3 separate regions of the Homo sapiens genome follow, and all the other regions are linked to region 3. The links are chromatin loops, found by intact Hi-C in ENCODE. Cell type or tissue: heart right ventricle. All regions are shown on one strand.

Region 1 (8,000 bases), 300 kb before region 3:
ATCTAGATTAAGGGACTATCATGTATGCTTTTAGGAGAGAAGTTTAATCTGCAAAACCTACTTGTCTTATTTAATTAATTGTTGCTCTTAGCTGCTCAATTTTGTACAGGTGACTTGCATGAAAGCAAAATGTATGTCAAAATCCAAAAGCAGAGTGAAGCCTCGGGACTTCAGTGCTTTTGGGTGTCTTTCCAGACCTCTGCTCTTCCCCCACCCTCACCAAGGCCCCACTGACCTCAAAGGGCCCTTCTTGCCAGGCCGTGAATTACGTCTGAGCCAGAGGGCTGGGACTACAGCCAAAGCCAAATGAAGGTGCAGAATTTAGGACTAAAAAAAGCCTGAGCACGTGGCACTGGGTATAGCAGATAAATTTGTTGGAGAAATGGTTTATAAATAACATGAAAAGGGAAAGGGGATAGAGGGTCAAAATATTGAGCTGTTGAGAGTTGTTCAATATTTGAGGTCAGTCTCACCATTTTTAATACTGAACCCAAAAGTAATACACACTGAAAAAAAAAAAAAACTCACTGAATAAAATTAACTACAGCTGGGCTTATTTTTTCTTATCAAGACATTTGTAAGTTTGGCAGCAAGCATTTTTAAACAGGATCTCTATTATATGAAATAAATTTAAAAACATGTGTCTACAGTCAGGACAAACAAGTGAACAAAAACAAAGCAAAAGCAATAAAGAAGCCCCATGAAGGCATTATGCTTTTCTGAGGACAGTATAAGGCTAGGATACTGCAGAAACTGAAATACTTAGGGATCTTATTGAAATAGTTTTCTTTTCCTCCAAACAAAGCAACCATCTCAGAGGGATAGATGGGCTAAAAGACAAGGAATAAAGTAAACAGAAGATTGGTAACTTGGGAGGTTTTCTTTTCCCCTTTCTCTTTTTGGTTTTGATTTGCTTTTCCCTTGTTAAAGCCAGAAAGGATAAATTTTGGTCCAGAACTCCCAAGACCAGAGGGTCAGGGAAAGCCACCCCGAGGCTGGAAGCTATGAACTTATCGCTAGTCTAAACTCCACCTCCTTCTTCCCTGGGAGTCCTGCACAAATATAACTGCCTGATCTTTCTGTTTACTGGCAAAGGTTTTGCTCCCTTCTCTTTCGTATCGGAATGTGAACTTGGGGAAAGATTTGGGGTTTTTTTTGTTTTTTTTTTGTTTTTTTAAGAAACAGAGACTTGACTTATTCCTCCCACAAACTCTTACCCTGGCACAGGGAGACCACAAACTAAGTGAAAACAAGGTAAGAAGCTTAGAGAAATGGGACCATATGCCCTCCCCGGAGCTGAACCGTGTTCCCTGTCCACCATCACCTTGTCTTCCCATGCTACTACTCCACTCCTGTCTCTTCCACACTCTGGGTCACATGTCTACCCCTTACTGTGAGTTATAATCGCCCAGGAAGGGTAACCCATTGACTGAGGGCCAAGCTTCTGATAAGTGAATGAACTTGTCTTTTCTCCTGGCCAGATATCTGTCTTTGCCAGAGAGGGCTGAGTCAGGGAGACTAAGATTTTCAAGGTCAAATTGTATATTGTTTAAAATTGTGAAAATTTGCTTTGTGCATTGAATCTCATTTTCAAAATAAAATTATGCCTTAAGTCAGATCATACTGATGCAGATTCTGCAGATGTTAAGAGGCTTCCATGATTGTATTTGCCAGCTGCAGGTCAGGCAGTGGTGGATGGTGGTAAGAAGTAACCTATACTTTTGGCTGGGAGCTGTGGTTCATGCCTGTAATCCCAGCGCTTTAGGAGGCTCAGGCGGGCAGATCACGAGATCAGGAGATTGAGACCATCCTGGCTAACACAGTGAAACCCCGTCTCTACTAAAAATACAAAAAAATTAGCCAGGCTTGGTGGCACACGCCTGTAGTCCCAGCTACTTGGGAGACTGAAGCAGGAGAATCGCTTGAACCTGGGAGGCAGAGGTTGCTGTGAGCGAGATCGCGCCATTGCACTCCACACTCCAGCCTGGGCAGCAAAAGCGAAACTCCATCTCAAAAAAAAAAAAAAAAAAAAAAAAAGTGACCTATAGTTTTGCAGTAGAATTTTGAATTCAAACTCAGGCTTTATATTTTCTCCAAAGTAAATTGTATTTTGTTCATTTTAATCCATTGGTTGACTCTAATGAGATCTTTCTGACTGGAAATTCTGCCCTTTTTTTCCTCCATAACTGTATTACCAGTTATCTCTCATCCATGTGTTTGATAAATCCATATGAATGTCTTTTTTTGTTTTCTACCAAAACCTTTATAACAAAACAAAATTCATAGCTTTGTCAACTACACTTGAAAATTATGCCCCAGGCTTTTCAGGATTCTGTAATTAACTTATTGAGTCATTTGTTTAACCATTGGTGAATTCATTTATCTTTACTCGGGCCACAGTAATGTATTTTACTTACAACATATTATGAGAAACTACATCACCTGCTTCACCGAAATTGAAAAACATTAGATGAACAACACTGCCCTAAACCATATTTCAATAATCCTTTCATGAAAGGAAAGGAAGTACATTTCCTATAATGATTTGTTCTTAGTGAAGCCATGTTGACTCCAAGTGACCTGTTGTTTCCTTTCTGGGCTCATAGAAATAATCTAACCATTCTAAAATATTGATGGGGATTCAGGTCAAAGGTATAGTTTTAAAAATTCACCATATTTAACCTGTTAAACATTCAGTATCTCCTACCTTCTGTCTTCCAAAAATCCAAAGAAATAACCATTTATTGTTCCGTTTATGCTTTCAGTGTCTAGGACATAGCTAATCTGATACTGAACATTTGAACTTATCGTTAGCTTTGAAAATATGCCCTATTGTCCTATTGGCTTTATACTAAAGTTTTATTAATACATTCCCTCAATAGTCTCCAGTCTTTGCCCAAGAAGAAGAAAATTCTGTAAGAGTTTCTTTTTACCTTCCTTTCTTCTCTGAGTGGAATAATCTTTTTTGTTGTCTTCATAGTATTTTAGAGTTTTGTGAGATCAGACAAAATTTACCTCAGCTTATAACTTTATCTTTTAAGTGGAAAAACTCTGAACTATTGATTATTGTGTCATCTTGAAAAAATAGTCTATGGAATATATATAAGTAGTTGTGTTATTTTTTTCAGTGTTAAGTTGACCTTTTTCTTTTAGTGCATTGTGAATATTTAAAAGGTCATTTGTGCAACATATAAGAGGATTGACAGGTTTCCATGCATGATGCTTAATGTGGAGATGATTTCTTTCCATCAAGTTATTATGCTTGGAATAAGTAACACATCTTAAAATTACAACCTTGATGTAGCAAATCATCAGATGGGTTACCATTACATGGAAAGAGCCAGTGAAATAAAGACCATTAAGTTCAGGTAGACAGAGATGGCGGTGAGAAATTCACAGCCAAAGAGGGCCATATGGAGGTGAAAACACTGGTAAATGGCTCTGGGACCCTAGGAGTCTACAGTAAGTCATTGGGAAGTTGGAGTGGAGAAAGGCAACATTAGCTAGGTATTTCATTCATTCCTCCATAAATGCTTATTGGGAGCATGTTGTGTGCCTGGCATCATCCTAGCTTCACTGAAAAGAATGAGGAACATATAAAATGTGAAGGTGAGAATAAGTGAGAAGTAATTGCTCTTTACTCTCAATTATAGCTGGGCAAGTACATATATGAATATGCTTTTGTGTTCTGAACACACACTAAGCAGTTGGTCAAAGTATTAAGCTAGAGACAACTTCTACTTTCAAATGTAGTGTTTCAAAATAATAATAATAATAAAGATTTCAGGACAGTTTACATATAACCATTTAGAGATTTAAGGATTAAAATCAGGAGGGAAGGAGAAATGTCTCTGCTGGGGAAATTTTTTTAAACTAGTGTTTTCTACTCAGCTACTCAATGTGATTTCTTTTATTTTCTTCCTTCCATTGCTTATTGGCATTTATTGTGGGGAAGACTGCTGTGTTGGCAGCATGAGAGAGATGGGAATCAAGAAAATGGAAACACCATTCAATATTCAAAAGCCACTATCCCCTTAAAAGCAACCACAGATCATTCAGTTTTGCCACATACTCAGATTGCACACTAACTGGAGGATGTTAAAAAGTGTTCTATTACAACCAGTTATCCAGTTTTTGCCACTTAAACTCTGCTGTGAGAAATGTGACTGTAGAGCAGCCTTAAAAAGAGATCATCTTGATATTAAGCAGTGTTACTCATACATGCTTGTTGACATTCTAACAGGTGACTTTGAATGGATCTTCAGGCTCAGAAACATGGTTGTGTCCCTAGAACTGGTGAGGCTGGAACAAGGTGTACAGAAGTGAAATGACCACTTGCTTTCTCTATTGGATTTCTTTATCCAGCTGTGCAATTGTTTCAGGGACTACAGTTGATTTTCCTGATGCAAGCCTAGCAACTTGTTTTTCAGTTCAGCACAGTAAAATATGAACAGGAGAGAACTCCCTGTTGGCCACCCACCTCACAATCTTTAAAAGGGAACTCTGTACAGAAGCATTCTGCATTAGGCAAATGTACACTTCTGCAATCAAAATGAAAAACACTTGAGCTGAATCGTTTTTCGTTAGCTTTAGTTTCCAGCCCTGATTAAAAAGAACACAGGGAACCCTGCAAGTTTAAGCGGTTTTGGCAGCCGAGGAAACAGCTGTGACATTGTCAAGGGTTGTCTGTAGGAGCTGTGCAGGCTGCTGACAGCACTGATAATGCCCAGAAATGGGGCAGACGCTTTTCGCATTTGGTCATCAAAGGAGTGGCAGCAGCTAGGTTCAAGAAGTGAACTTTTGACCCTGTCTGAGACAACTGGCTCTCGTGGATCTTGTTCTGTCATTCTCCAGTCTGATTTTCTCTTTCAGAACAAGTGGGTAGGATCTTTGGTTTTTAAACTGTTTGACTGTTATTAAAAGTAAGCTAGTTCTTATAGCTGCGATTGGAAGGGATGGAAGGTGAGGAAGAAGAGCTGGTATTTCCCACTATCCTGCAGGGGTGGGGAAATCTATCAACGACTGTTCCACTAATCTGCGGATGAGTTATCTAGGGAATATCATGCAGTTGCCAAAGTTTTCAGCATCTAAAAGCCTCCAAAGTTCTCTCTGTGAGGGTCTACCTCCCCTGTCTCCAGATCCTTCCCATGCCCCTCAGACTCAGCACTTGTCCACTGTCCTTGCTACCAGGGAATCCCTCTGCAGCCCCCTTACCCTCCTGCCCCTCCCAAAAGAGCTCCAGACTTTGACCTTTCTCTTCCACCTCAACATCTGTTTGTGTCTTAAACTGATGTCCATTGAAAGAAACAGATAAACTAATTAATGCTGAGATATGACTTATGAAGTATTATGAATGTGCTAACTCTCTCAGGGGTATGTGCATTTTAATAGAGGACCAGCAGTCCAAAGGCCGGTCTCACTCCACTGTGCCCCTCTAACAGCACCGAGTCTATTTCCAGGCAGCCAGAGACCAGGCCTGAGAACTTGCCCCAGACCACCAGCGTCCCCACTGAGAAAGCAAGCAGACTCAACAGTTTTTCAGTGTTTCAGGGAGCCTGCAGCAGCAATACAGTTCCTTCAAAGGGTCTGTGGATTCTCTCAGCTTTCCTAGTAGGTTGCTGTGGTAGTTTTTGGAGCAAAAGTTCACGATGTGAATCTTCACATGCTGCTCTTTGTGCCGAGCAGGTGCTTGCAAGCTAGTTCTGCCCCTATCTGCCATCTTAATCCTAACATCTCCCATGTTTTTTTAATTTAACTTCTATTTTGGTTTCAGAGGTACATGTGCAGGTCTGTTATATAGATAAATTGGATGCCATGGGAGTTTGGGGCATACATGATTTCATCACCCAGGTAATAAACATGGTTTCCAATAGGTTAGTTTTTATGTCCTCACCCGCCTCCCATCCTCCACCCCCAAGTGGGTGCCAGTGTCTATTATTCCCTTATTTGTGTTTATGTGTACTCAGTGTTTAGCTCCCACTTATAAATGAGAACACGCAGTGTTTAGTTTTCTGTTCCTGTATTAGTTTGCTCAGGATAATGGCTTCCAGCACTATCCATGTGGCTGCACAGGACATGAGCTCATTTTTTATGGCTGCATAGTATTCCATGGTGTATATGTATCACATTTTCTTTATCCAGTCTACTGTCAATGGGCATTTAGGTTTATCCTGTGTCTTTGTTATTGTGAATAGAGCCTCAGTGAACATACGTGTGTGTGTGTCTTTATGGTAGAGCAGTTTATATTCCTTGGATTGTTGGGTAAAATAGCAGTTCTATTTTAAGTTATTTGAGAAATCTTCATCCTGCTTTCCATAGTGGCTGAACTAATTTACATTCCTACAAGCAATATAAATATTCCTTTTTCTCTGCAACCTTGCCAGCATCTGTTATTTTTTTGAGTTTTTAATAATAGCCATTCTGACTGGTGTGAGATGGTATTCATTGTGGTTTTGATTTGCATTTCTCTAGTGAATAGTGATCGTGAGTATTTTTTCATATGCTTATTTTCCATGTGTATGACTTCTTTTGAAAAGTATCTGTTCAGGGACATCATTCCTATGAAAATGCTAGTTAATTATACAAGTATTACTTGTTTCCAATAATCGATTTTTTAAAAAACCTTATAATCAATATTGCATTAAAATTTTCAGCTGTGTGATTCCTTATCATTTTCTTGGATGCAAATGCCTTGTGTCACGTACTATATCTCATAAATCTATATTGCATCTAACAAAGTGCTTTGTGTAAAGTAGGCAATTAATAAATGCTTGTTTAATGAGTAGATTTGTTTTTGTTTTATTTTGCTTTCTATGTTTTCCTAAGGATGTGGGGCATTAGGCCAATGGAAACTGTCTCTCAAAAGTTCTTATATATAAATATTGATGTCAAAGTCACTATTTTTGTACAAATAAACACATTTACCTAATTTGGTGAGCATTTATAGAGTCCTGCCTATATTCAAGGTCCCTGTGCTGATCAGTGGGCAACTGAAGAAGTATGAGGCACTGTTACTGCTGTCTTCCTTCCCTAATTGGGTCCTATACCTTATCTTGGTACAGCTACCTCCTAAGGAGGCCCATCTGTGCTGTTGAGGGTACATCTGAAGGCAGTGCACTGGAATGTATAGCCTAGGACTGGAATTTGGAGTGAGGCCCTGAGAGATCATACACATTTTTCACTTGTGGGGGAATGTCCTTAAGTAGAAATAGATGGTGATTTCAGATATTTGATCCAAACCTAACTTCCTCATTTGAATTGAGTATGCTAATAACTATTCTTGAGGCTCTGGAATAGTGATGACATTTCCTGGTTGGGAAATCAGATGCTGATTTCTGAAGCAGAGTTTTAAAGTTGAAAGATGAAAAGGGAACAAAACAATAAACACAACCTTAGACTGAAGGGTCATTTTTCTAGTCCAACTTCCCTCCACCTAGCTGCCACCCAAGATTGTCCCTCAGCCATCCTTAGAATATTAAAATAAATCCATTGCAGTGCTCAAATGACTTGTTTCTATTTGAAAATCCTTGCCATTGGAGAATTTTTCTATATATCTTACCTTAATGGCTCTCCACGAATTTTGTCAACAGTTTGTCAGCAATGTACTCATGAAAATATCTCATATCTATGTATATTCTATCACTTTAGCCTCCTTGACTTCTAGACCAGCAGTTCCCAAACTTTTCAAATGTGACCCCTTTTAGTATCAACTTCTGTTTATAAAAGTACAAAAGCCCTCACATCTTATACTTTCTTTTATGCTTTTATTTATTGAGATATTAGACAACACATACTTGTAGGTGACATGGATTCTTAGATCTAAATAACTCCACTCTCCATGGTCACTGTCACTTCAACACAGGTTGATGCAGTCCTTAGTTTGGAAAACAGTTTTGGCATAAATAATCCCAAACCTTCCTATCACTTCTTGGAGCTTTTTTCTTCATGCTTTCCTTGCATCTTTCTTAAAATGTGAAGACTACATTGGATATATTATTAAA
Region 2 (8,000 bases), 960 kb before region 3:
TTTTATCATCTCAGTTTACTATTTTAACTTCTGAATGTTATTTCTTCTGGTCCTAATAACTTTTAAAGATGGGGTAATATAGTGGTTAGGATTCTGAGCTCTGGAGCCAGAAGGCCTGAGTTTAATCATAGCCCTGCCATTTATAATACTAACTGTGTGACTCTCTTTAAGTTATTTAATCTTCCTGTGCTGCCTTATCTTATTTTTAAGGCAGTAATAGTACCTACCTCAAGGATATTGAAGATAAATAAGTTAATATTCAGAGTGCTTTAGTTCAGTGTGTAGTATATAAGAGCACAAGAGAATTAGCTATTTCTAGACTGTTTCCCTTAATGTCTAGTTCTGTATATAGGCATACCTCATTTAGCATGCTGACTCATTAGCCAGACAATTGAATGACAAACTTGTTGGCCAGGAAAGCACTGCCTTTTCCTTAGTTCAAGTCATGCCGGTCTTTCTAGGTGGGAAGCAGACTTCAGAGAAGAAATCAGGACTTGGATAGGCATCTCAAATGTTTTTTGTGGATATGACTGGAAGAAAACATCCAATTAATTTTCAAAACATTTTCAGCCCTCCCTCAAAATATATATAAAACCCACTGTATTGAGATGTACTAGTCATCTAAATATGTTATACATATCCTATTTAAAACTGGATTTTTTAATCAGCCTGATTGCCTTGGCTTCTGATACCTTTTGGTCTAATTCTTAACTCACAAGTCAGAAGCATTCAATGAAATACTGGTTATTTAAATTTAAATACTATACTTAAAAATAGGTTATTCTAAATCCTTGTATAGCCACATGATTGAGTAGTATGTACCTGTAAAAATCCATGAGGTATATTTCTGTTTAACGCTACAGAGTGGTCTTATTAAGTAAAAACAAAATGGAGAAGGTATATATATATATGTGTGTGTGTGTGTGTGTGTATGTATCATATTTAAGAAAGGGAATATAAAAGTGCGTGTGTGTGTGTAGTTAAAAAAAAGAAACAATGGACCCATAACCAAAACTTTAAAAAATGGTTACTTATGGTGGAGGCAGGAGGAGAGGAACCAGATGGAAAGGACCAGGATGGAAGCTAGATTTCTCAGAATATATCTTGAATTTTCAACATTTGACTTTGGTACATATGTTATTCTAAAACGAGATTTAAGCAAAGTTAAGAAAAGCCCTACAAGTCCAAAGCAAAATGAAACAGACGACCTGCATTGCATATCAAGTTGATGGCTTGAATACACAGGTATGTTTCAGTTATCTTTAAAGCATAGTAATTTGTATGTCCATTCTTAATGGGATATATCCAAGGGCAAAAAGAAATGTGAAGAAATCTTAAACTCTTCAGTAATTAAATTGTTAATCATAACTATGTTAATATAATTAGAAATGAGGATTTTTAGTGTATGAGAAAAGATACATACAAAATCAAAGAGTAAAAACAATCTGTAATCCTAAATTTGAATGGGAAATAACACGAAGTTATGTTTTCTCTATATAAAAGACACTAGAAAGGCCTGGAAACCATGTTCAAATACCATTCCCGTCAAAATGAGCCAGAGTTTTCTGGAAATATAGCTAATTCTGGCTTGAGCAGGACAATCAAATGACTGACGGAAAATTTTTCTTTAATTCAGCTAATAAAAGGAATTATAGAACTAGAATACTAACATTTTATAACTTGTAAGCAAATAATATTCATTGATAAATGCTCTATCTTTGAGGTGAAAAACTTACAGGAAATTTGAATGGATCAGCCCAGTGAAACCACTGATCACTCCGAACATTAGAAAATGAGAATGACTTGTAGCTTTCAGTCTCAGTATATAATACCATTTACGAATGTGTTAAAGACACTATTGAGATGCCATTAATAGTGTGCAGGCCGTGTTCAGTGGGTCACACTTGTAATCCTAGCACTTTGGAAGGCCACAGCAGGAGGATCACTTGAGCCTGGGAGGTCGAGACCAGCCTGGAAAACATGGTGAAACTCCATCTCTACTAACAAAAAAAAAAAAAAAAGAAGAAGAAGAATATAGAAAAAAGAAAGTCCAGAGTGGTCCAGAAAGACCAACCTGCTTTCTTTAACAAATATCAAGGGAAAATAAAGGAGGGGGAGCTATACAATGAAACTTAAGCTTTAAGAGTATCCGTAATGTGTGACCCTTGTTGGGCTATGATTCAAACAAATCAAATGTGAAAAATTATTTTCAAAGCAGATGGGGAAGTTAAACACTGACTCGGTATTTGGTGATTTTAATGAATTAAAATTGCTTAGGTACAGTGGTCTGTTTCTTAAAATCTGTTTTTTTTAGGGACGGATACTGAGATATTTACAGATGATAGGTCTGGGATTTGTTTCAAAAGGATCCAGAATTGGGGGTGTAGTATTAGGTGAGTATAGCAACAGCACAAGATTAACCAGGTGTTGGTAATGGAATCTTGGATACTGGGCACACAGGAGCATATTATTCACTCTCCTTTTATAAATGTTCAAAATTTTCCGTAATAAAGTTTTTCTCATTCATTTAACAGATATCATTTTAATACTTTATACTTGAACTGATTTTTTTTCTTGCTCTAGTTCGTTTTTTGCTCTCAAAGTAAATCGTGTCCTAGAAAGTGATGAGAAATGCCATATGGTTAATCCGTGGTCCTTGTCCAGATTGCCTCCCAAAAACGAGGCTGCAATTTTATTGGTTATTGGCCCCTACCAACAACATGCAAATAATAAAATGTAATGAAACTTAAACTTGTATGTTACAGAGCCTTGCAGAACCTTAGTTATCAGGCTTTCTTGGATTCTGTTGACATTTAGATCCTCAGAGATTTACTTTTTGAATGTATACATACCCAGTTCTATGTAACAGATTAACTTGTAATACGTTCTCTTAAAGCACTTTTAAAGTAAGCCCAAAGTAAGTAGAATGGGCATCTGGTTTGAGAATTAAAAAACTCACTAGTGGGATTTCAACACCACCACATCTGGGTTCTTCTAGCCGTTTTTTGCCGCCCTTGCAAATTTTAAATGTGCTTATATTTTTGCATAGTGGGTCCAGACTTCTCATTTTGGCAAAAGGTTCTTTGTAATTGGCCCGCTGACTGCCTCTCTAGTCTGTTTTTGCTGATACTCAAGAAAATAAATGGTAACTTGGTGATTGAGGAAATAACACACACAAAAAACACCCCATACGTAGTATGGTAGTGCTGAAAAGGAAGCAAGTGGTTATTAAGCCCAAGACAGTGGCAGAGGTCTATCGAACAAGCGGAGTCGCCTAGGACCAGGCATAGTGGAAATGATCCCGGAGAGAACATCTTGAATGAAGCCAGGAAGTCAGCGGGCCAGAGGTTGTACAGGGGCTCTGCGGTTGGCGTGGCTGAGGTTGAGGCCACAAGTTACTGGGGAAGTTAATTGTTGACAGGAGCTTCGTACTCGGCTCACAGCCACGCACAGTGGGCTTCCTCCCAGTACCCGCCCTTGCCCCTGGGCCTAACCCTGCCCTGGAGGCGGACTCGCGGGAGAAGCGGGAGGCGGAACGCCCGAGGGCGCCCTCGGCTGGCGCGGAGCTGCGCAGGAGGCTGACGCGCTAGCGTGGCTCTAAGACGCGTCACCCACGCTGCGGGCAAGCCATGGCGGGAAGCGAGCCGCGCAGCGGAACAAACTCGCCGCCGCCGCCCTTCAGCGACTGGGGCCGCCTGGAGGCGGCCATCCTCAGCGGCTGGAAGACCTTCTGGCAGTCAGTGAGCAAGGAGAGGGTGGCGCGTACGACCTCACGGGAGGAGGTGGATGAGGCGGCCAGCACCCTGACGCGGCTGCCGGTGAGCGTCGGCCGCAGGCCGCGGAGGACAGTGGGGCCGGCCCGGGCCGGAGGGACCTCCCCTGGAGCCCCCCGGGGCCTGGGGAACTCTCGCGCCCCGGCCTGGGTCTGGCTCCGTCCATGCAGCCATTCCTGGCAGTGTAGTCACCGAGAAGCTACAGTTGATCAGAAGCGTCTTGGCGTGGACCCTGGTGCTCCGCAGGGGGCCCGAACATCTCAGGGAAGCACCTTCATGGGGCCCCTGGGGACCCTCCCGATCGCCCTCAGGTTTTCCACCCGCCAAAACAGGCACATGTGACTAGGACACCCTGAATGTCCGGTTACGGAAATGAGACAGTTCCCAACTTGCTGATTAGCTTGGGAAAGCATTCCAGCGTCCCTGTTCCCAGCGTCTTTGATTCCGGATCACTGTACCAAAACACTTGGAGGGCCAAGGTTTTTACCCTCTCAAGAGGACATTGTGCCTGTGGCTGTTATTGTGTATTTGAAGAAACAAAACGGCCCCTCAGTTGAAAATAAATGACTTAAGTTACAAGTGCCTCAAGTTACATCAAGGCCACGAGAATGACACACATAACTTATTGTTAAACTTTGGGGTAGATAGGTAAATGAAGAGAACAAAAATTATTGAAAATTATTACAATTCTTTGTCTCATTTGGACTATTGACACCTCTCTCCAATGTGTATATCAACGTGAAAGCTGCAGGTTTAGAATGCCTCCAAGTTTCTCCTTGCAGAGGTTTTTCATAACATTTTAATAGATTCTGTAGAGGAACTAAGATGACAAATTTACGGCCGGGCGCGGTGGCTCACGCCTGTAATCCCAGCACTTTGGGAGACCCAGGTGGGCGGATCACGAGGTCAGGAGATCAAGACCATCCTGGCTAACACGGTGAAACCCCGTCTCTACTAAAAATATAAAAAATTAGCCGGGCTTGGTGGCAGGCGCCTGTAGTCCCAGCTACTTGGGAGGCTGAGGCAGGAGCATGGCGTGAACCTGGGAGACGGAGCTTGCAGTGAGCCGAGATCTTGCCACTGCACTCCAGCCTGGGCGACAGAGCGAGACTGTGTCTCAAAAAAGAAAAAGACAAATGTACACTCTTTGATTTGGTCTGATGATAAAATCAGATAAAGGTTGATATGGGTTTTATTTTGAAGGACAAATTATTTCCTTAACTAATTTATGTAACTAACTGGTATATCCAAATATCTCTGAGGAAAAATTAAAGGAACTGGTGATTTTGCTGGAAAAATAGCAAGACAGTGGTTGCTTTTTCAGGAATGTTTCAGGTGTTTCAGAAATTAAATGTTTAACAACTACGAAACTAAAATGTTCAGTTATGATCCTTTGCTGATAGCAGGAAAATAATAGATTTAATTATTAATGGTAGATTTAGTTATTAAAAATACTAGTCAGTTGACCTTTTGTTATTTATTTGTTGATTATGTGGTTTATCACCCAAAAACTATTTTCTTCATTCCTTTTTCCTACCTGCTGCTTTCTTCTGTTTCAGATTGATGTACAGCTATATATTTTGTCCTTTCTTTCACCTCATGATCTGTGTCAGTTGGGAAGTACAAATCATTATTGGAATGAAACTGTAAGAGATCCAATTCTGTGGAGATACTTTTTGTTGAGGGATCTTCCTTCTTGGTCTTCTGTTGACTGGAAGTCTCTTCCAGATCTAGAAATCTTAAAAAAGCCTATATCTGAGGTCACTGATGGTGCATTTTTTGACTACATGGCAGTGTAAGTATCTAGTTTTATGAATTAAAAAGAAGCTATTAAATTTTCCTGTATTACTAGTCAATATCCAAGTTAATCCTGACCCTGCTACTGATTTGTTGCGTGGATTTGGGGTCTAATTGTTCTCGTCAAAACTGGGAGTTAAATGACTTCCTTCATAGGACCCTTTCAGCTTTAATATTTTATTATTTCCCTGTGGTGCCTAACCAGTATTTGAATAATTATAAGTAGTATAGATGGCAAGAAGTAAAAGACTTCTTAAAAGTCTCATGATCTTTAGAACAATTGTCATTTTGTTAAATAAGTAAATACTTTTCCGTATTCAGAAAAAGGATGATCAGAGACCCCTGTTGTTTGGCAGGGAAGAAGAAAACCATTCTAAAGGCTCTGAGAAATAAGATTATATTAGCACCGAAAAGCACTGACATTTTTTAATATTGCGTAGGTGAGATAATTAATGTTACTGAGCAACTGCAGTGTACTGGATTCTACGAGGGATGCTTTATGTATGTTTTACTCATTTAATCCTCATGCAACAAGAAGGTGTTATCTTTGTATCCCAGATGTGGAATTAAGGTTCATGGAGGTTATGTGATTTGCCTAAAGTCATATAGCTTGTAAGGGACTATTCAGACTGGAACCCCATTATGCTACCTCAAAGATATATAATGACATTATATATCTGGATATAGCTTGTTTTTCTGAGAAACTCAAATTTAACGCATTATTTTAAAAATTTCAAAATATTTATTCTTTAAAAATTGTTGTGCTTGACTCAGTAGCAAAATACAGAATTTTTTTTTCAAATTTTGAGTTATTCAGAGCCTTTCCTTATTCTAATACAGATGCCATTATGTCAAGTGTTGTGAGACTATTTGATTCAAAGGTGTGTTGTCTGTTATAGATAATCTCAGCAAGTGCTGCTGTATCTCACTTGCTAGGCAATACCTGTACAATAGCTAACCATTGCATCAAGTGTATATGAGGCTGTGGAATTAGATTTTGCCCAGGGAATAGTAATAATAGTAACTACCATTTATGGTCATATAAAGTACTTATCATTTTTACAACCCTGAGTTATTTCTTTCTTTTCTTTTTTTTTTTTTTGAGACGGAGTCTTGCTCTGTCGCCCAGGCTGGAGTGCAGTGGAGCGATCTCGGCTCACTGCAAGCTCCGCCTCCTGGGTTCACGCCATTCTCCTGCCTTATCCTCCCGAGTAGCTGGGACTAGAGGCACCCGCCACCACGCCTGGCTAATTTTTTGTATTTTTAGTAGAGACGGGGTTTCACCGTGTTACCCAGGATGGTCTTGATCTCCTGACCTCGTGATCCACCCACCTTGGCCTCCCAAAGTGCTGGGATTACAGGCGTGAGCCACTGCGCCCGGCCAACCCTGAGTTATTTCTGTTGCTCAAATAATACAGATGAAGAAACTGAAATTCAGACTGTAAGTGGCTCATATAACTAAAAGTAGTGAGGCTTGGTCAGGTCTATCCAGCTTCAAAGTTGTTTTGTGTTTGTTTTTTCCCCTTCATGAGTTACAAGGTTTCTAATAAAAGGATTTTGTTAGGTTAGTGATTTTGTTAACCAGCTTGACTTATTTGAAGGACTTTAGGTTTTATTTTGATTTGGGCAACTTTTAATTTTTGATAAAATGCATAATTGGTACTTTAGAGATTTATAGCTATTGCAAGAAACGGAATTGTTTTACATCATTCTTAGTTTGCTAGGTTTGCTGCAAGGATCATTTGAGCCTCCCTCATTTAACTCTTACTAAACTGTTATATTTGAGGCTATTAATAGAAGTACCCAAGACATTTGAAATTTGGTTATATTGGTAGTGTTAGCAATTTTTTTGGTTTGTTTGTTTTTTACCTGTAGGGATATTGTGCTAACTATCTGTGTGTAGCTTATCTTTAGTGCTGAGTTTCTCAATCTTGGCACTATTGACATTTTGAGCCAAATAATTCTTTGTTCTGGGGCCTGCCCTATGCATTGTAGGATTAATGTTTAGCAGCATCCTTGGCCTCTGCTAACTTCTTCTCCCCTCCCCAGTTGTGACAATAAACTTGTTGTTCAGACATTGCCAAATGTTCCAGGGGGGCAGGGATAAACCTCCTAGGGTTGAGAACCTTTATGTAGTAAAATTTCACCATTCAAATGTTCCATGAGAGAATCTAAATTAAAGATTAGAAAGTAAGTAACCACTTCATGGGGGAAGAGTTCCTTAGCTTCTGGGCCACTCCCACCCCCATGGCACCTTGTGCTTTTCCCTGTCAGAGCACTCCACATACATATTATAAAGGTGTCTGTCTATTGTTCTCCTGGAGGATTGGGACTATATAATCATTGTATCCATTGTGTCTAGCAAGTACTCAATAAATTATATATTTTTGAATGAATAACTGGCTGTTTTCTGTGTTAATGTTCTAATTG
Region 3 (8,000 bases):
CCCATAATACTTTGAATGAAACCCAAACTCCTTACCATGTCCTATAAGGTCTAAAATAACTGGCTTTTGCCTATTTCTCCAGTTTCACCTCTTTTTATTTTCTGGCTCACTTCTGCCAGTTTGACCAAATTGACCTTCTTCCTTTTCCTACAGCAGATCAAGCTCATTCTGTGCTGGATTGTCACTCTGTCCAGAATGCCCTTCTCCCTAGACATTCATATGGCTCACACTCTCCCATCTTTCCAATGTCCACTCTCTTGTCACCTTCCCAGAGAGACCTCCCTGACTGCTTCATCTTAAATAACCACCCTCTCCATCTCCTTACTCTCCAGCCTATTAACATGTTACATTTCTTCGTACTTTTCCTAACAGTATATTACATATGTATTTGTTTATTGTTCTTTCTCCTCTCTCCTACATGAAAACAAGGAAATTGTTCATTGTTAAATTCTATATGCCCAACATCTAGAACTAAGCCAAGCACTTAGTATGAGCTCAATAAATATTTGCTAAGTGAATGAGTGTATTGAGCATGGGTGACTGAAAGATGGCTAACAGTTAAAGGCAGGGTCTTGGAAAGTATATCCCAGAGAGAAGTGAACTCCCAGATAGCAAGTCTGCTTAAAGAAACTGACCTTCTCTCTGATTTTCAGACTATATGAAGCCATTACTGAAATGTCACCTGGGGATTGCTAGTGACTGTTCTTCAAACCTGTCTGAATAGTTACTGAAAGCCAAGCTTTTAACTACCATTTTCAGATAATAACAGGAAGTAGAAGAGACAGTCAGATGACCAGCATCAGAACAGCTCTGTAGCAAAAGGCACGTGAGAAAGGAACCATGCATATCCCAGTCTGAGTTTATCCTAGGATTTAACAAAGTGAAGAACAGAACACAGGAAAATTAGCAACATATCAGAGAGAGGGAAAAAAAAAAAAGATCAACAGAGAAATAAATAAAAACAAATTAAATCTGTGTTTAAAATTTTAAATTTGTATAAATATTTTAAGTAGTGATGCTTAGTTTCGGCATTCATTTCATATGCTGTTTCATGTTGTCCACATGAAGGTAAGTCAGATTGTTACATATCAAAATATGAGGGCACAGAATGGTGTGTCTGCTGCTGGATAGACACGGGTGAGTTGCTGGCTGCTGTCAATAGAATCACAAGAGAAAGGACAGTTGTTATAGTGTCTTTGCACAGACAGGGTGTGGCGCTCACCTGAATGGAGATTGGATTTTATGAGGCACTGACGTGGCTCCTGACGGTAAGTCAGATGTCTCACCCCAGCCTCGATGACCTCTCTCCCTCGTCATGCTCCTGCCTCTCCCTGCAGGAACTCCAGCCTCTTCTGTAATATCTAGCCCAGATCTTCCTTCTGGTTATGACTTCCTCAATGTCCTGATTTCCCACATGAAATGTCACAAAGCATTTTTTCTGATTTTTCTAATATAATATCTTTCCATAAAACAATGAATACCTCCAGGTCTAAATGTGGGCTGTGTGGCTGTGTGATACAGTAGCCCCTAGCCATATGTGGCTATTTAAATGTAAATTTATCAATATTAAACAAATTTTAAAATTTAATTCCTAGTCACAGTATCACATTTCAAGTGCTCACTATCCTGGTGGTAAAGGACTACTATATTGCACAATGCAAGTAGAGAATGTTTCTGTGAGACAAAATAGTAAATGTAAGAAGCTGTGTTTGTTCATTCTTGCCAGCAGAATTTCACATAATCCCTTGCCAGCAGAATTTCACAGAGCCCCTGACTTGGTGACTGAGCACAGCCCTCCAAAAGAATGCCTTGAAAACGATAAGAAGGGGAGAGCACAGATTCCCATATCTCCTGCCTGAATCAGTGCATTTTTTAGAAAAGATAAGTTCAATGATTCTGGTCCTTGCCTTTTTCTGTACAAAAAATAATGTACAACGGGATTAATGATTATGCCTCTGTAATCTATAACCAGATGTACCCTCACATCCAAACTTTGATGACATTTTGTTTGCTTGTAACTTCTGAGCACACGTAATGTAATTCCGAGCACATTTGATGTAACTTCTGAGCACATACTGAGCTGCCACCACCTGTATATAAGCAGTGGATTGAAACACTACTTTGGTGCAGTCTGACAGAAACTCCTTGAAAGACTCCTATGGGATTGCAATTCTCATTAAGTCCACAATTCTATTACCTCCAAAGTTCTTTTATATAGTACTGTCCTAGATTAAATGGCAGTAAATGTATGGGGTAAAAACAAACAAAAAAATTACTGAAAAAAATGATATGTTATCCTGCAAACAGTGAGGGATAAAAAGAACTGAAGATATTATCCTGAAGAATCCTGGAATATAAGAACTCGACCCAGAAACTGAGACTAGCAAATGACAAGGAATAGCGAGTGGGATAGAAAGAAAAACATAAGAATGTGACATCACAGATGCAGAGGAAAGAAGAGCTTTCAGGAAGGAAAGAGTGTGCAGTAATTTCAGTGCTGTTGAGAAGTCAAGTGAGATAATGATTGAAAGTATGCATTAGATGTAGTGATTAGGAAGAGATGTTGGTGATTTGAAGAAGAGAACCTTTTGAGGAATTGTGGGGGCATAAGCCGGACTGCAATGGGTAGAAATGTGACTGGGAAAGCGAAAAAGAAAAGGGCAAATATAGACAACTCTGCAAAAATAATAGTAATAATAATGGTTATGAAATACAGGAGAAATGGGAAAGTTGAAGAATGATACAGTCTAGGGTAATGGTTTTAATGAGAAAATATGACTACGTTACAAGTTAATACAAGAACTCTTTTTTTTTTTTTTTTTTTTTTGAGACAGAGCCTTACTCTGTTGCCCAGGCTGGAGTGTATTGGTGCAATCCTGGCTCACTGCAACCTCTGGCTCGCCTCCCGAGTAGCTGGGATTACAGGTGTGCACTACGACGTAGAGAGGGGATTTCGCCTTGTTGGCCAGGCTGGTCTTGAACTCCTGGCCTCAAGCAATCTGCCCCTGCTCAGCCTCCCAACATGCTGGTATTGCAGGTGTGAGCCACTGCACCCGACAAGTTAATATGAGAACTCTTCTAAGCAAAATGAAGTAAATCCTGTAAGCCAATATTTCACTGTAAGAATGGGAAAAGCTGGAAATTTAAAACTATCATATTTTTAGGGGATTTGGAGACCTGTAGAATCAAAGAGAACTAGATAAACTAAAATTCCAGGGGAAAGAAAACTGTTTCAAGATGAGTCAAAAATGGTCAGCCCATCCTCCCGCACCCCCTACTCCTGTCCCACATACACATAACACTTTAACAAAAAAAAAAAAGAAAGAAAGAAAATATTTTCTGAGGCTTTACTATACAAATTATCTCATAACCCATGTTTTCCTCTGGCTATGCATCCACCACCCTTACTGAGAAGATAAGGAATCCCACCTGGTCCTATGGCTCCACCTAGTGTCGCCATTGGGGAGCAATTTAACTGCCTTGAGACTAGCTACAGAGGTTGGTTGGGAATGATGTATTTGCTTTACTGTCTTGCCTTCCTCTTCTAGGAGATCATGATTAGCAGCCTTAAAGAAGAGTCTGTGATTAATTAGACCTGAACCTCTCCTCACAGGAAACGAGTGAGAACATTTTCATTCCAAAGGGATAAAAAGGAATCCCATATTGTGACTTGGGAGCTGGATATATAGGTAGCATATGAGAGGATCTGCATGGGAAAGGGGGTGAACTGCTTTGAGACGCAAACTTATGCATCTTTTCAATAACTTTTCTTTCTCCCTCTTGATTTAATGCTACTTTTGGTCTTGGGTGGAAAATTTCCCCACTAAGTATGGGAGCTGATGTCCAGAAAGGTCAGGAGACTGAATGTGACAATCCAGAAGGGCAGGAGTTAGCTCCTCCAAGGGTAAAATATGACCAGTGAAGAACAAGGACCAAGCAAATAAGTGACTTCTTTTTTTCTTCAGCAAGCCGTCCAAGGTATGGCTTTTCCTTACAATCCAGCTGGAGAAGCCCTGCACCAAGTAGCCACCTGCTGACTTCTTGGCTTGTGAAGGCAGAGGCAGCACAATGGCACCCATCACATCACACTGCTTAGTATCTTCCCTTCCCTCACCTCCGTCCCTCCTTTCCAATAACTGACCTGAGTGTGCACAACCCAAATGAGCCGCTGGCATCTTAATCCTAGCTTCAGCCTCTGCTTTCTAGAGAACCTGCCTAAAACACTCTCTCTCTATATATATATATACACACATATCTATATCTATAGATATATACATATGTATGTGTATACACATAGATATAGATATATATTTAGACAGAGTCTTGCTCTGTCACTCAAACTGGAATGTAGTGGTGCCATCATAGTTCACTGCAGCCTTGAACTCCTGGGTTCCAGCAACCCTCCTGCATCAGTCCCCTGTGTAGCTAAGACTACAGGGGCACGCCACCACACCTGGCTAATTTTTTTTTAATATATTTCTTAAAGAAACAGGGACTTGCTCTGTTGCCTAGAGTGGTCTCAAACTCCTAGCCTTAAAAAAATTCTCCTGCCTCAGCCTCCCAAAGTGTTATGATTACAGGCATTCAATGCACCCGGCCTATCTCTCTCTCTCTCTTTTTAAAAAATCTATAATAGTCTCCCCTCCACTTTTTCCTTAAAATGTATTTGTTAAAGAAATTCTGTTGTAAGTTTGACACTCTAGGTTTGACTAATTACATCCCCAGGGTGTAATTCTCTTGGCTGGTAGTTACAAGTGAAGCTAGATCAAATTGAAGTCTGAGCTTTTTTGGCAATAATACTTTTTAGATTGAGCCGGAGACTCATATTGTGTCATTTTATTGTCTGGTTGTCTCCACTTAGTGGTTTTAAAAGTGTCAGCCCAATCCATTTATTATAAAGTTCCCCATCAGATTATCACCTGATGATTTCAGGAGCCATTGAAGGACATTATCTAGATTCATTACTTCATTGGGGATTACAAACGGTGATATTATGATTTTCTCATTCCTTTATTAGATAGACTTCTTATAAAAGGAAGGACATTTTCTTATCAACTATTTGTTTATCCTGAAATATAGTTGTGCAAGAAAATCAGGATAAATATTTAATGTTTTCTTTTATTTACCAGTTTCCCAATAATTCTTTTGTGTTCTAAAAACTTTCCATGTGTACAATGAGTTATTTTGTAGTATCATTATGGATTTTCACATATTTAATATGTTTCCAATCATTTTCAGCTATATGGAGGAAGCAGCAGAGAAGGGCAAATTTTAAAAAGTGGAAGAAAACTGGTATGCATATTTTCAACCAAGTGAAAACGTCAAGGAGGTTAAAGTAATCAACTGGGTCAAATGCTGCTGAGAGGTCAAATAAGGTAAGATGAGGACTTGAAGCTGGTGACCATACATTTAAAGTGAGGTCAGTGGGTATGGTGGGATGAGTTTTTTGTTGTTGTTGTTGTTGTTGTATTTTTTTGTTTGTTTGTTTGTTTTTTTCTTTCTTTTTTTTTTTTTTTTGAGACAGAGTCTTACTTTGTCGCCCAGGCTGGAGTACAGTGGCATGATCTTGGCTCACTGCAACCTCCACCTCCTGGATTCAAGTGATTCTCCTGCCTCAGCCTCCCAAATAGCTGGGATTACAGGTGTGCACCACCATGCCCAACTATTTTGTATTTTTAGTAGAGACAGCGTTTCACCATTTTATTTCAGTGCTCCGAAATTATCCTAGCCTGCATGCAAGAATGAGTAAAGTTCCCATAAACAAAAAAGTACAGTTAGTGCTGTTGGCTATTTTGCTGTTTCACTTTTACAGTAGTACTAGAGAAGAGACTAAACCCAGGCCTATGGGGCAGAGGTATGTTTATTTATGGAAGTAACAGTGAGGGGGTGGTGTTTGGATTAAAAGAGAGTGGAAGGGAAACCCAAAGGGTGATTTTGGGGGCAGCCTGGTTGGGAAGGAGAAGTCACTCAATTTTTCACCTCTATTCAGTTTACCAGTTTTGTCTTCTGTTGTTGAACTGGACATTTCACTCCCTTTTGTTTGTTATTTAGTTTTTATTTCATAATCATAAACAACTCTGCAATCCAGCTAGGCATGGAAGGGAACAAGGAAAACATGGAACCCAAAGGGAACTGCAGCGAGAGCACAAAGATTATAGGATACTGCAAGCAAATGGGGTGGAGAGGTCCTCTCCTGAGCTACAGAAGGAATGGTCTGGTGGTTAAGATAAAACACAAGTCAAACTTATTAGAATTGTCCACAGTCAGAAATGGTGGTCTTCTTGCTGGTCTTGCCATTCCCAGATCCAAAGTGCTCCATGGCCTCCACAATATTCCTGCCTTCTTTCACCTTGCCAAAGAGCACATGCTTGCCATCCAACCACTCAGTCTTGGCAGTGTAGATGAAAAACTGGGAACCATTTGTGTTGGGTCCAGCACTTTCCATGGACAAGATGCCAGGACCTGTATGCTTTAGTATGAAGTTCTCATCATCAAATTTCTCCCCATAGATGGACTTGCCACCAGTGCCATTATGCTGTGTGCAGTCACCACCCTGATACATAAACCCTGGAATAATTCTGTGAAAGCAGGAACCCTTATAACCAAATCATTTCTCTCCACTGCTCGGAACACGAAAGTTTTCTGCTATCTGTGGAAACTTGTCTGCAAACAGCTCAAAGGAGACACGGCCCAAGGGCTCACCGTCAACAGAGATGTCAGTGTCGAAGAACATGGTGGGGTTGACCATGGCTGATAGTACAGGGCTTCTGGCAGCGGTGGCATCTGCAAAGCCCATTTCACTCTTGAAATGCACTTTTAAATAAAACAATCTCACCTGGGTGTCTACTTCAGTAACGTTTCCTTGGGGAAGCCAGGCCATTAAATATGCCTCTCTGCTTACCTCATGTGCCTCAGTGTTCTTCCCCTGCAGGAGGAATCCTCAACAATTCATTCTGGGTTAAAATTTGCTTCAGGGTGCCTTCAAAAATAGAATGACTTAGGCCAATCTTGCCTTTTGAAATGCTCCAAATGAGACATGTTCCCTGTATCTGAAAAGTCTGACTGGGTAGGACAGTCACAGGAAAGACCTTTTAAATATTGACAAGTTTACGTATTAATAAGCCCATTTTCATGCATCACTCTAGTGCCCCTCCTCAATTTTTTGATCAGTCAATATCTCTCCCAATCACAGAGCAAAATCATAAATGGCATGTTAGTATTCTGAATCCAGTGCTTTTTTAAAAATGTGTTATAATCTAATAGTGTTTGTCAGGAACTCAACATTGGTTGGGCATTTGAAAATCAATCAATATTATTCCTCACGTTAACAGCAGAAAAAATATAAGATAATCTCAGTAGATACCAAAAAATTTTTTTAATTCAACCCTGTATATTATTAATGTAAAAATCATCTTAGCAAATTAGAAACAGTGAATTCCCTTAATTTGATACATCATATCTATAAGAGATGTACACATAACATCTCACCAAATTGTAAAATATTAAAATATTGAAAACTAACAATTTCTTATTGAAATAGGAAAACTCCCAATAACTGGACCCATTCTCTCACCCCCTGCCCCACGCTCTTACCACCTCACCTGATAAAAATCCAAGGAGTTTCAATAGTGCCTTCCAGAATGATAACATTTTCACCATAATCCTATCACCGCCTGAAGCAATTAGCAAGGTAAATAAGTGTTAATCCCCACATGATTGGATTTTGGTATCCGACTTCCTGTACAAGACAGAATACTACAAAAACCCACAGTCAGGGAAGAACTGAGCCATTTGCTGTTTTCCTAGGCTAGCTGTGTGACTGAGCCGGTCAGGCCTTGGGAGGCTGAGGCTATGGAGTTCCATCCATCAACCTTGGAAGAGCTGTCTTGGAGGCAGGCAGGTCCAGAGCCCCACATGCCATGGGACCTGAATCGAGAGCAAGCCTGGGCCTGGGCACTGGATAACTTCCCTGTGCTGAGCCGCCACTCCTGCCAATGCCA

Evidence for each region. Hi-C counts contacts between places; a loop is a spot of excess contacts. Peaks named below come from ENCODE experiments on the same cell type or tissue, not always from the same donor. Only the 100,000 strongest peaks of a DNase experiment are listed, where the experiment ranks them.
Region 1: a loop joins it to region 3, with 3.0 times the contacts of the local background. A loop is called at or near these places in 26 of 110 quality-filtered maps.
Region 2: a loop joins it to region 3, with 6 times the contacts of the local background. A loop is called at or near these places in 4 of 110 quality-filtered maps.

The regions. Positions count from the first base shown.
Region 1 is chr5:42,586,515-42,594,514 of GRCh38, forward strand. The region is part of intron 2 of GHR (growth hormone receptor); the gene reads left to right. Among named protein-coding and RNA genes, the nearest start is that of CCDC152, 170 kb to the right of the region's middle. In heart right ventricle, no CTCF peak of the experiment used is centred here; DNase peaks (open chromatin) are centred at 267 and 4,677; H3K4me3 peaks cover 1,615 bases; H3K27ac peaks cover 3,685 bases.
Region 2 is chr5:41,921,681-41,929,680 of GRCh38, forward strand. It overlaps FBXO4 (F-box protein 4), which reads left to right and starts at 3,601. Exons shown (of 7, transcript NM_012176.3): 1 at 3,601-3,818; 2 at 5,333-5,568. The coding sequence starts at 3,630. RefSeq lists silencers at 3,859-4,038, 7,467-7,761. In heart right ventricle, a CTCF peak has its summit at 3,549 (motif pointing left); DNase peaks (open chromatin) are centred at 3,511 and 4,101; H3K4me3 peaks cover 2,057 bases; H3K27ac peaks cover 2,366 bases.
Region 3 is chr5:42,886,069-42,894,068 of GRCh38, forward strand. It overlaps the pseudogene PPIAP77. Among named protein-coding and RNA genes, the nearest start is that of SELENOP, 78 kb to the left of the region's middle. RefSeq lists an enhancer at 785-1,984. In heart right ventricle, a CTCF peak has its summit at 3,448 (motif pointing left); a DNase peak (open chromatin) is centred at 3,443.